Regions from separate parts of the Homo sapiens genome. Here region 1 is linked to region 2. Evidence: chromatin contacts called from ENCODE Hi-C or POLR2A ChIA-PET data. All regions are on one chromosome and are shown on one strand. Each heading gives the region's core, a stretch centred on a gene start or an enhancer-like site at or near the end of the contact. The rest is flanking DNA. Distances are from core to core; before and after follow the strand shown.

What was found. A loop is a pair of places that touch in the nucleus more often than their neighbours do. ChIA-PET counts read pairs that join two places held with the same protein, here RNA polymerase II (POLR2A).
Region 1: a map of PC-3 shows a loop between it and region 2 (2.1-fold over the local background). The contact joins two enhancer-like sites. A Hi-C loop is called at or near these places in 1 of 168 maps with a recorded cell type or tissue (PC-3). POLR2A ChIA-PET finds 5 or more read pairs at or near these places in 1 of 52 experiments (activated T-cell).

The regions. Positions count from the first base shown.
Region 1 is chr12:76,234,010-76,239,310 of GRCh38, reverse strand. No RefSeq gene overlaps it. Among named protein-coding and RNA genes, the nearest start is that of LNCOG, 23 kb to the left of the region's middle. Within about 2 kb of position 2,495, at least 3 of the 41 ENCODE cell types and tissues checked have a DNase peak (open chromatin) inside an H3K27ac peak, as active enhancers do.
Region 2 is chr12:76,056,236-76,060,923 of GRCh38, reverse strand. NAP1L1 (nucleosome assembly protein 1 like 1) reads left to right here. Exons shown (of 15, transcript NM_004537.7): 5 at 645-786; 6 at 1,046-1,126. It also overlaps the pseudogene DENRP2. Among named protein-coding and RNA genes, the nearest start is that of NAP1L1, 26 kb to the left of the region's middle. RefSeq lists an enhancer at 4,672-4,688. Within about 2 kb of position 3,438, at least 2 of the 41 ENCODE cell types and tissues checked have a DNase peak (open chromatin) inside an H3K27ac peak, as active enhancers do.

The DNA of each region.
Region 1 (5,301 bases), core at 1,246-3,745, 180 kb before region 2:
TGCAGAATTCAGCTCTACTTCCAAAGCAAACTATGATATTCCATAAGTACAGGTACAAAATAATATTGGTAAACTGAATAAATCTTGACCTAGTTAGTGGCTTATGTAAAGTGGTATCTCCTGAGTGTCCATGAACAGGCTAAAGTAGGAGTTTCTGCGTAGTAAATATGAGGTAAAGGCAAGAATGTATCTGACCTTCTTTCCCTTGGTGAGGCCTAGCCCAGAGTGAGGACCTCGGGGGCCCACAGGGAGCTCAGTGTGAGAGTGAGTGGGGCAAAAAAGTTTCAGGATCCAGAAAAAAAGCAGTGAGTAAGAGAAAGGAGATTCAAGGTTCAAATCCAAGTCTATTAGGTACAAAGTAAAACTGGACTACTAAATAAACGTTTCACAACAAAAGACATATGAAGAAGATAAAGCCAGAGAGGTTAAACTCTATGCTGGGGTGGAGTGAGGGTGCTGCCAAAAAAAAGGAGGTGGGGCGGTGGCAAAGGGAAGGAGAGATAGCTATTACTGAGGGCACCGGGACTTTTCAGACTATGAGGGTTGATGGATAGTTTCAGTCACAATATTTCCCTAAAAACTAGAACTATAAAAAATAGAAGAAACCTGTACATGAATATATAGCTTTATTTGTAATAGTTCAAAACTATAATCAGCCCAGATGTCTTTCAACAGGTGAGTGGTTAAACCAACTGTGGTACATACATAGCATAGCATACTCAGCAATAGAAGAAAAAGAGCCAACTATTAGTATACAAAACAACTTGGTTGACTCACCAGGGAATTACTGAGTAAAAAAAAAATTCCAAAAGGTTACATACTGTGTAATTCTATTTATACAACATTTTTAAAAGGTAACATGTTACAGATGGTGGGCGAATTAGTGTTTGCCAGGAGTTAAGGACTCAGGGTGAAAGCGTGGGAGGGAGGTGAGTGTGGTTAGAAAACGGCAATGGGCTGGGCAAGATGGCTCATGCCTGTAATCCCAGCACTTTGGGAGGCCAAGGTGGGCAGATCATTTGAGGTCTGGAGTTGGAGATCGGCCTGACCAACGTGGTGAAACTCTGTCTCTACTAAAAATACAAAAAAAAAAAAAAAAATTAGCCGAGCTTGGTGGCAGACACCTGTAGTCCCAGCTACTCAGGAGGCTGAGGCAGGAAAATTGCTTGAACCCGGGAGACGGAAGTTGTAGTGAGCAGAGATCGCACCACTGCACTCCAGCCTGGGCAACAGAGCGAGACTCCAGCTCAAAAAATAAATAAATAAAGAGAAAAAGAAAAAAAAGGACAACGCTAGAGATCCTTATGGCATTGAAACTGTTTTGCATCTTGGTTGTGATGGATGTGCAAACCTACACAGGTGATAAAATTGCATAGCACTTTCACACATACACGTACAGGTAAAACGAGAGGAATATGAATAAGACTGGTAGATTGTGTCTATGTCAGTATCCTGATTGTCTGTATACTATAGTTTTGCAAAATGTTACCATTGGAGGAAACAAAGCAAATACACAGGGGATTTTCTACATTATTTCTGCATGTGAACCTACAACTATCTCAATAAAAATTTCAATTAAAAATTGGAGAGAGGCTAAGCATGGTGGCTCATACCTGTAATCCCAGCACTTTGGGAGGCTAAGGTGGGACGACTGCTTGAGGCCAGGAGTTTGAAACCAGCCTGAGAAACATAGCAAGACCCAGCCCCTACAAAAAATTTTAAAACTAGTCAGGTGGGGTGACACATCTGTAGTCCCAGCTACTCAGGAGGTGGAGGTGGGAGGATCGCTTGGGCCTGGGAGGTTTAGGCTGCTGTGAGCTGTGATTGCACCACTATACTTAAGCCTTGGTGACAGAGTGAGAACCTGTCTCACTTGGAGAGAGTTACAAAATTAAATGACTCTTGTTAAACCTAGAAGCAGTTTAATAGAATTCAACATAACATACTTATATTGGGTGCCTGCTAAGTGACAGTGCTAAGTGCTGAGGAAATGCGGAAGGTCTGGTACCTTACCCCAGGGCTTTCCTAGACAGAGGGAATCAGACACCTGATTTCACTAAGGCTTCTCTTACGAAGACAGTAAGGGACTCCTTCCTCGTGTCTTGGGATTCAGGAAAATGTGTATCTGACAGTCCGAGAGACATACACAGCGAACACCATAAAACTGGCTTAAACACAGGGTCTAACAATAACAATTGATGTCATGAAGTACTTTTGAAAGGAATTGGTAGCAATACCAATTCCTCAAAAAAGTGTTCAGTTTGTCTTAGGAATTTGTGGAGGTTGAAGACCAAAGGAAGATTCTAAGAGATCCATGGGCACATTTGGCAGAATAGAGTTTCATAGAGCGCTCCAGGAAATAAAGACCCTAGAGGCCTCTTGCTTTTATCTACTGACGGGCTGACACCATAATTACTCACACAACCTGCAGATGCCTGTCTGATAGTAGACGGAAGCTTGGATAGGTTGAGTCACATTATTTTCCTTTCCTCCTTGGCAAACAGACTGCATTTCCCAGCTCTTCTAGAAGCCAGGTGTGGCCACATGCCTGAGTTCTGTGAATTGTACAGAGGCAAAAGTGATGTACCACCACGCACTGCATAACGACGTTTCAGTCAATGGGCGGATGCATATACAACAGTGGTTTCATCAGATGATAATACTGTATTTTTACTGTACCTTTTCTGTGTTTAGATACACAAATGCTTACCACTGTGTTACAATGCCTATAGTATTCAGTACAGTCAAATGCTGTACAGTTTTGTAGCCTAGGAGCAACAGGCCATACCATCTAGCCTAGGTGTGTAGTAGGCTATGCCACCTAGGTTTGTGTAAGCACAAAGACGAAATCACCTAAGGACACATTTCTCAGAACATATCCCCATCATTAAGTGATGCATGAGTATACTGCATGTTCGGGGATGAACCTAAAAATTGTCTACCCCTGGCTCATTCTATCTGCTAGCTGAACGCGAATATTCATGGTGACCTTGGAAGCAATGTGTTTTCAGAGAGTGGGGCCTCTGTTAGCCTGAGTCCCCGAGTGACTACGCCCCACCCCGGCAGCCATTGCTCTGCATGAAGGTGAGAGTTACTATTGTTAAGTCACTGAAATTTGGGGATTTATTTATTACAGTAGCAGAAGTAACTGCATCTAGAACTACCTCAGAACACTCAGAATTACACCCCTCTTCTGTTTTTCCCCAAAACTGAGGATATGGCTGGAACGAAATGATTTTATGGCAGATCCTTCCCCATTTAAGCTCTCAAAAAAAGTGGGCCTGTGGTTTCTGCCTCTGTGTTAAATGTTCAGCTTCTCACCTAGAGAGGTTTATTAGCCTAGTTTGATAAGGGAGCACTTGCACGTGTGTGTCTGTGTGTGTGTGTGTGTGTGTGTGTGTGTGTGTGTTTGTGTGTCTTTTGAGACAGGGTCTTGCCCTGTCACATAGGCTGGAATGAAATCACGGCACACTGCAGCCTCAAACTCCTGGGCTGAGCAATCCTCCTGCCTCAGCCTCCCAAGTAGCTGGGACTACAGGTGCATGCCAGTATGCCCTGCTAATTTTTTATTTTTATTTTTTGTTGAGATAGGGTTTTGCTTTGTTGCCCAGTTTGGTCTCAAGCGATCCTCCTGCCTTAGCCTCCAAAAGTGCTGGGATTACAAGTTATTCTTGCTTTTTTTTTTTTTTTTTTTTGAGATAAATTCTTGCTGTCACCCAGGCTGGAGTGCAGTGGTGTGACTTCAGTTCACTGCAGCCTCCACTTCCCTGGCTTAAGCAATCCTTCTGCCTCAGCCTCCCAAATAGCTGGGACTACAGGCACACATCTCCACGCCTGGCTAATTTTTGTATTTTTTTGTAGAGACGGGGTTTCACCATGTTGCCCAGGCTAGGAGTTGTTCTTGCTAGCTGCTTGGATTAACAAAAATCTCCTGGAATAAAATTTTTGGTCTCCAAAGTCAGCCTGAACATAGGCTGTAGAAATATCAGCTTCTCTAAAGCAGAACCAGAGGCAGCAGCTGAGCCCAGCAGCCATTCCATCTCAGGCTTAGGCCTGATGAGGAGGAAGGTGGGTTCCCAAGGCTTGTAGTTCTTGGTCTTTCAGATGGTGAAGGCGCTGATAGAGGTTGGAGGGGTATTGTGTGAAAAAGTATGAGAGATGACACTTGGCCAGGGACTCAGGGCTCCAATATTCTGTTTGGGGGTACAGGATATTAAGAAAGAACTTTCCAGAATTTAGAGCCATCTGAAAATAGAATGAGTATTCTCTCATGATCTGCCTTACTGAAGTGTTTAAGTAGAAACTGGCTTGCTCCGGGATGCTGGGTTGGGATGGTTCGCTTGGGATATCTGTTGGAAGATGTTGCTGATACATTTTCTGACTAGGATAAAAATTAGACTAGATTAATGGGTCTCAAACTTTCAGATGCACATCTGTGAGTGTTATAAGAATTGATATTCCTGGACTCCACCTCTAGAGATTTGGATTCATTGGACAAAAGCCTCAGTAATTCTAAATTAGACAATTTAAAGAATACACTTTGAAATATGTTGGACTGTTATCTCTGAAGACTTTTGTACATTAAAAATTCATATTTATTACCATCTATATTTCATGGTATTCTTTAAAAAGAAGGCAAAAATCTTAAGTATTATTATTCAATATAATATTACTTAAAAAAATTCAAGTTGTGGCTGGGCATGGTGGCTTATGCCTGTGATCCCAGCACTTTGGGAGGCCCAGGTGGGAGGATAACTTGAGGCCAGGAGTTCAAGACCAGCCTGGATAAGACAATGAGACCGATATGGTTTGGCTGTGATCCTACCCAAATCTCATCTTGAATTGTAGCTACTATAATTCCCACATGTCATAGGAGGGTCCCAGTGGGAAGTAATTGAATGACAGGGGCGGGTCTTTCTGGCGCTGTTCTCGTTGTAGTGAATGTAAGTCTCACGAGATCTGATGGTATTATAAATGGGAGGTCCCCTGCACAAGCTCTCTCTTGCCCTCTGCCATGTAAGAAGTCCCTTTGCTCTTTCTTCATTTTCCACCCTGATTGTGAGGCGTCCCCAGCCATGTGGAACTGTGAGTCCATTAAATCTCTTTCCTTTATAAATTACCCAGTCTCAGATGAGAACAGACTAATAAAGAGACCCTGTCTCTACAAAAATAAAATAATTATTGATAGGTAAAGGCCTACTACCACTTTGTTAATCGATTTCTGCCATTTTGTTAATTGTTTTATAGTTCCTTTGTTCCTTTCTTCCTCTTGTGCTATCTTCCTTTGTGATGTTTTGAGTT
Region 2 (4,688 bases), core at 2,189-4,688:
ACAGGGTTTTGTCATGTTGCCCAGGCTGGTCTTGAGTTTTTGGGCTAAAGGAATCCACCTGCCTCGGCTTCCCAAGGTGCTGGGACTACAGTTGTGAGCCATAGCACCTGGCCCTAAAGCTGTTATTTTAAAAATACATGTCTCCTCTTTATAGTATGTTACACTTGTATTTAATAATGTAATTACTAATTCCTAATTAAATATGGAGACTAAAAAAATAATGGTGTGTGGAATCTTGTCCTTTTTCCTGATATGTCTATGCTCCCCTCCTTTTTCCTAATAACTTGTATGGGTGAGATATATGTAAAAGAAAAATCCAAGTAATCATTGTTCTCAGAATTAAGATGGTCTGTCCATGACTTCAGCAATGACAAGTCCAACACTTAACTTGGGTAAAGATTTAGGGTTGACAATATGATTTACATTTTGTTTATCAATTTACCCAGTTACATTTCTACTTTTGAAATATAGCCAGTGGATCAATGTATTTATATCTATTTGATTTTTATTTACTTTGAATCTACCTTTTGCTTCAGATAAAAAACCTGTCATTCACTAACTCCAATGCTTCAGTTTCAGTATGACAAAAGAAGTGTGACTTCCATTTTACTCTGATGCTATATAACTGATTTCTAACCTTTCAGCCTGCCTAGGGTAGTTAAAAGACGAGTGAATGCTCTCAAAAACCTGCAAGTTAAATGTGCACAGATAGAAGCCAAATTCTATGAGGAAGTTCACGATCTTGAAAGGAAGTATGCTGTTCTCTATCAGCCTCTATTTGATAAGGTAATGCTTTCTCCTACTTTGTTTAATTTAACATTCTAGAAGACGAATTCTAGAAACATAAGCAGACTTGGAAGAGGTTAATCTTTAGAACTCTCATTGAAATTGTTATTAGAGGCAGCACTTGGAGGAACTATCAATAATAGCAGTTAAAGTTGTGGTATGCATTTGTTAAATTTGTAAGACTTCTTAGTGAGAAACCACTGGTTTTAGCTTGGATGCCAGTGTTTTTATACAGCCTTTTTTTTTTAAATCATTTTAGCGATTTGAAATTATTAATGCAATTTATGAACCTACGGAAGAAGAATGTGAATGGAAACCAGATGAAGAAGATGAGATTTCGGTTAGTACCAACTTTATTTTGGTATGTTTTTAAGATGATAAAATCTTAGGACTTGTCAGAAATGTTAGCATTTAATGATGGAGTACAATATTATATAACCAGTTGTATTTTTTCATTTTTTAATTTTACGTCTTTATTACACGTTTTTCTATTACTTTATTTTTAAAAAACAGTCATTCAAGATTGTAATTTGCATGGCAATAAGCAGCGGTTTCATGGGTTCTAAGTTTCTTAAGTGTCCACAGCAGTTTAAAACACCACAAGTCTTATTTCCAATTTGCAGCACCTGACTTAAAGTTCGAATTCATCTGATGGAGCATTAAAACTGTCATTTTCTCTTGTGAAAAGACATAATTGCTATTTCCAGGACTGTATATTGAACATGGTTGTACATTATTTTTAATTGGTTAGTAGAATTTTACTCATGTAATTTATATCCAGAATAAGAACCTCTAGCATCTCTGAATGGCCTTCCTCTCAGAACGATGATGATTAAATGTCTAAAATGTATCTGGGGTGCCCCCACTTGACATTACCAAACATGTTTCCAAATAATCTTAGAAAATATGATTCTTTAAACATATGCATACCACATCTTTAAACATAAACATACCACACAGTGCACCATCACTTCCTTAACCATTTTCCAATTGTTCACTTATAACATTTGCAATTTTTTATTATAAATCATATTGTGATGAATACTTTCATCCATAAGTTTTATTGCAAGGCTTATTGTTTCTTCTAATGTCTTCTAATTTCAAAGAAGTGGCTTACTGGTTCAAACAGTGCACATACGTGGTTTTAAGGCTTTTAGTATACTTTACCAAATAATCTCCAGAATAGCTCCAACAACTCCTACCAACAGTATGTTATTGTGCCCATAGGGTGGACTTGATAACAGCAAAGCAAATTCAACCACAGATATATTAGATTCTCACCCATCTCAAAACTATCACATCAGAGAAGCAAGGAGACATATTATTGGTGAGGAAGCCAAATTCAAATTCTTTTAAAAAATCACTCAGCTTTAGATCAGTAAAATAATCAACAAAAATGGTCACCGCAAAGTCTACCGGGTTTTTCAAAAAATAAAAAGAGAGAAAGAGAAAGGCCAGGCGCAGTGGCTCATGCCTGTAATCCCAGCACTTTGGGAGGCCTAGGTGGGCCAATCACTAGGTCAGGAGTTCGAGACCAGCCTGGCCAACATGGTGAAATCCCATCTCTACTAAAAATACAAAATATTAGCTGGGTGTGGAGGCGGGTGCCTCTAATCCCACCTACTCGGGAGGCTCAGGCAGGAGAATCACTTGAACTCGGGAAGTCGAGGTTGCAGTGAGCCGAGATCGCACCACTGCGCTCCAGCCCAGGCGACAGTGTGAGACTCCGTCTCAAAAAAAAAAAAAAAAAGTACCAAATAACCAAAATTTTTTATTTGACTAAATTCTGTTCATGTATGAGCATGACAGTCTCTCCTGTTTATTTGACTTTGGCAATAAAAAAATAAGCAGCCTTGTACAGAACAGGGAAAATGCCAAGAACGAAGGCAGTCTACAGTTTTACTGTAGAATACATATATATATATATATATATATATATATATGTAGGCCTCTCTCCCTTTGGCCATATCTACTGTCAGTTCAGGCCATTAACTACAGACAAATTTTCAAATTCACTTCTTCTCCAAGATCTTCGATGCTGTCATCATCTACTTCTGTCTGTTTTTCCTGAATGACCTCAATTATGTCATCTGTAAAGTCTCCTTGAATGATAATTTCATCCTCCTCTGTTACTGAGGCACCACAGGAGAATTTTTGAGCAAAAAATCTTTGTGTGATTTAAGATCAATTTCAAAAGTTACAAGGCCACAACCCTTGTCACATATTTCTTTGCTCTGGGAATTTTGGCTATAGTAACCTTTTGTGGTACCGTCTTTGTTTTTTTGTTTTATTTGACCCCTTCCACCTCTCTTCTGTTTTTTCTTCTCCTCTTCTTCCCCTGCTGTTCCTTGACCTTGACAGATTCCAGCTTCTTGTTTGGGTGAATTTTCCACAGTAAGTTTTGCATATTCATTTGGAAAATTCTTCTCTAATCATTGTCTACATTTAGCAACATCAGGCATATATTCACAGTACTCTATTGGTAATGAACAGACTCCACAATAAAGGACTCAAAGTAGGTAATCAGCATCTAACTTGGCTCTGTTCCTTGGGTCTCCTTTGCAGTCAGCCCTATTGGAATCGGAAACGTCAGCAGCCATTTCACAAACCCAGGCAGTTGCACAGGCCCCGCCAGCTCTGCTCCCGCCACTGTTGCCAGCTGAGCCGACAAATGCAACTCGTTTCCCCGGCCAGGGCCTCCCTAGAGCATCAGTTGTATTTTTATACCTAGGAAATATTTTTCCTTTTTGTAAGAATGATAATGCAGATGAACTGTTATTCAACCTGGCACCACCATCTGTACTCAAAAAGTCATTATTTCCTTACATTTTATAGTTTTTTTGTTTAAGAGACAGGGACTTGCTGTGTTGCCCAGGCTGGAGTACACTGGCATGATCTTGGCTCACTGCAGCTCATTCCTGGGCCCAAGCTATTCTCCCACCTCAGCCTCCCAAGTTGCTAGGACTATCTGAAGCTACTATGCCCAGCTTAATCTACTTTTTTTTGTAGAGGCAGAGTCTTCTTGCCTAGGCTGGTCTTAGACTCCTGGCTTCAAGCAATCTTCGCACCTCAGCCTCCCAAACTGTTGGGATTATGGGCTTGAACCACTGAGCCACTGTGCCCAGCCTATTTTTATAGTTTTTTTGAGTCTCTGTTGCCCAGGCTGGAGTGCAGTCTCGGCTTATTGCAACCTCCACCTCCTGGGTTCAAGCAATTCTTCTGCCTCCTTCTCCCAGTAACTGGATAACAGGCGTGCGCCACCATGCCTGACTAATTTTTTGTACTTTTAGTAAAGATGGGGTTTCGCCATGTTGGCCAGGCTGGTCTCCAACTCCTGACCTTAAATGATCCACCCACCTCACTTCCCAAAGTGCTGGGATTACAAGCGTGAGCCACTGCGCCTGGCTTACAGTTTTTAGTTTGTAGATTCATTATATTCTTTTTTTTTTTTTAACTTCATGGTAGGCTGAGGATTGTTGCCATTTTCAAGTGAAGACATGGAGGCTTCTAAGTGACTTGCCCACAATGAATAATGGCAGAGCTGTGACACACATTCAGTGCTGTGTTAAGTGTTCCACCTCTCTAGCATTGCTATTTTATGTTGTTTGGTAAAGAGAATATAATGTTTTGATTAAGAACACCATGGGGTGAGGCAATGGACCAAATTAGTATTTCTGTTGCTTTTCTTGTTTATTATGCTTAAGTCTTCATTTTTAATTAGTTTTTACATTTTTTTTTTACTAAAATGGTTTTTCCTACACATCTTGGTCACCTTAGTGGTTCTCTTTGGAGGGGTGTGGTAGCAGTAATTTTGATGGGATTAAGGTTTGTTATGGGCAACGGCGGTGTTTACACAGATAGACTAGAACTTTGAAGGTAATATCTGGTGACTGTGCTTTTTG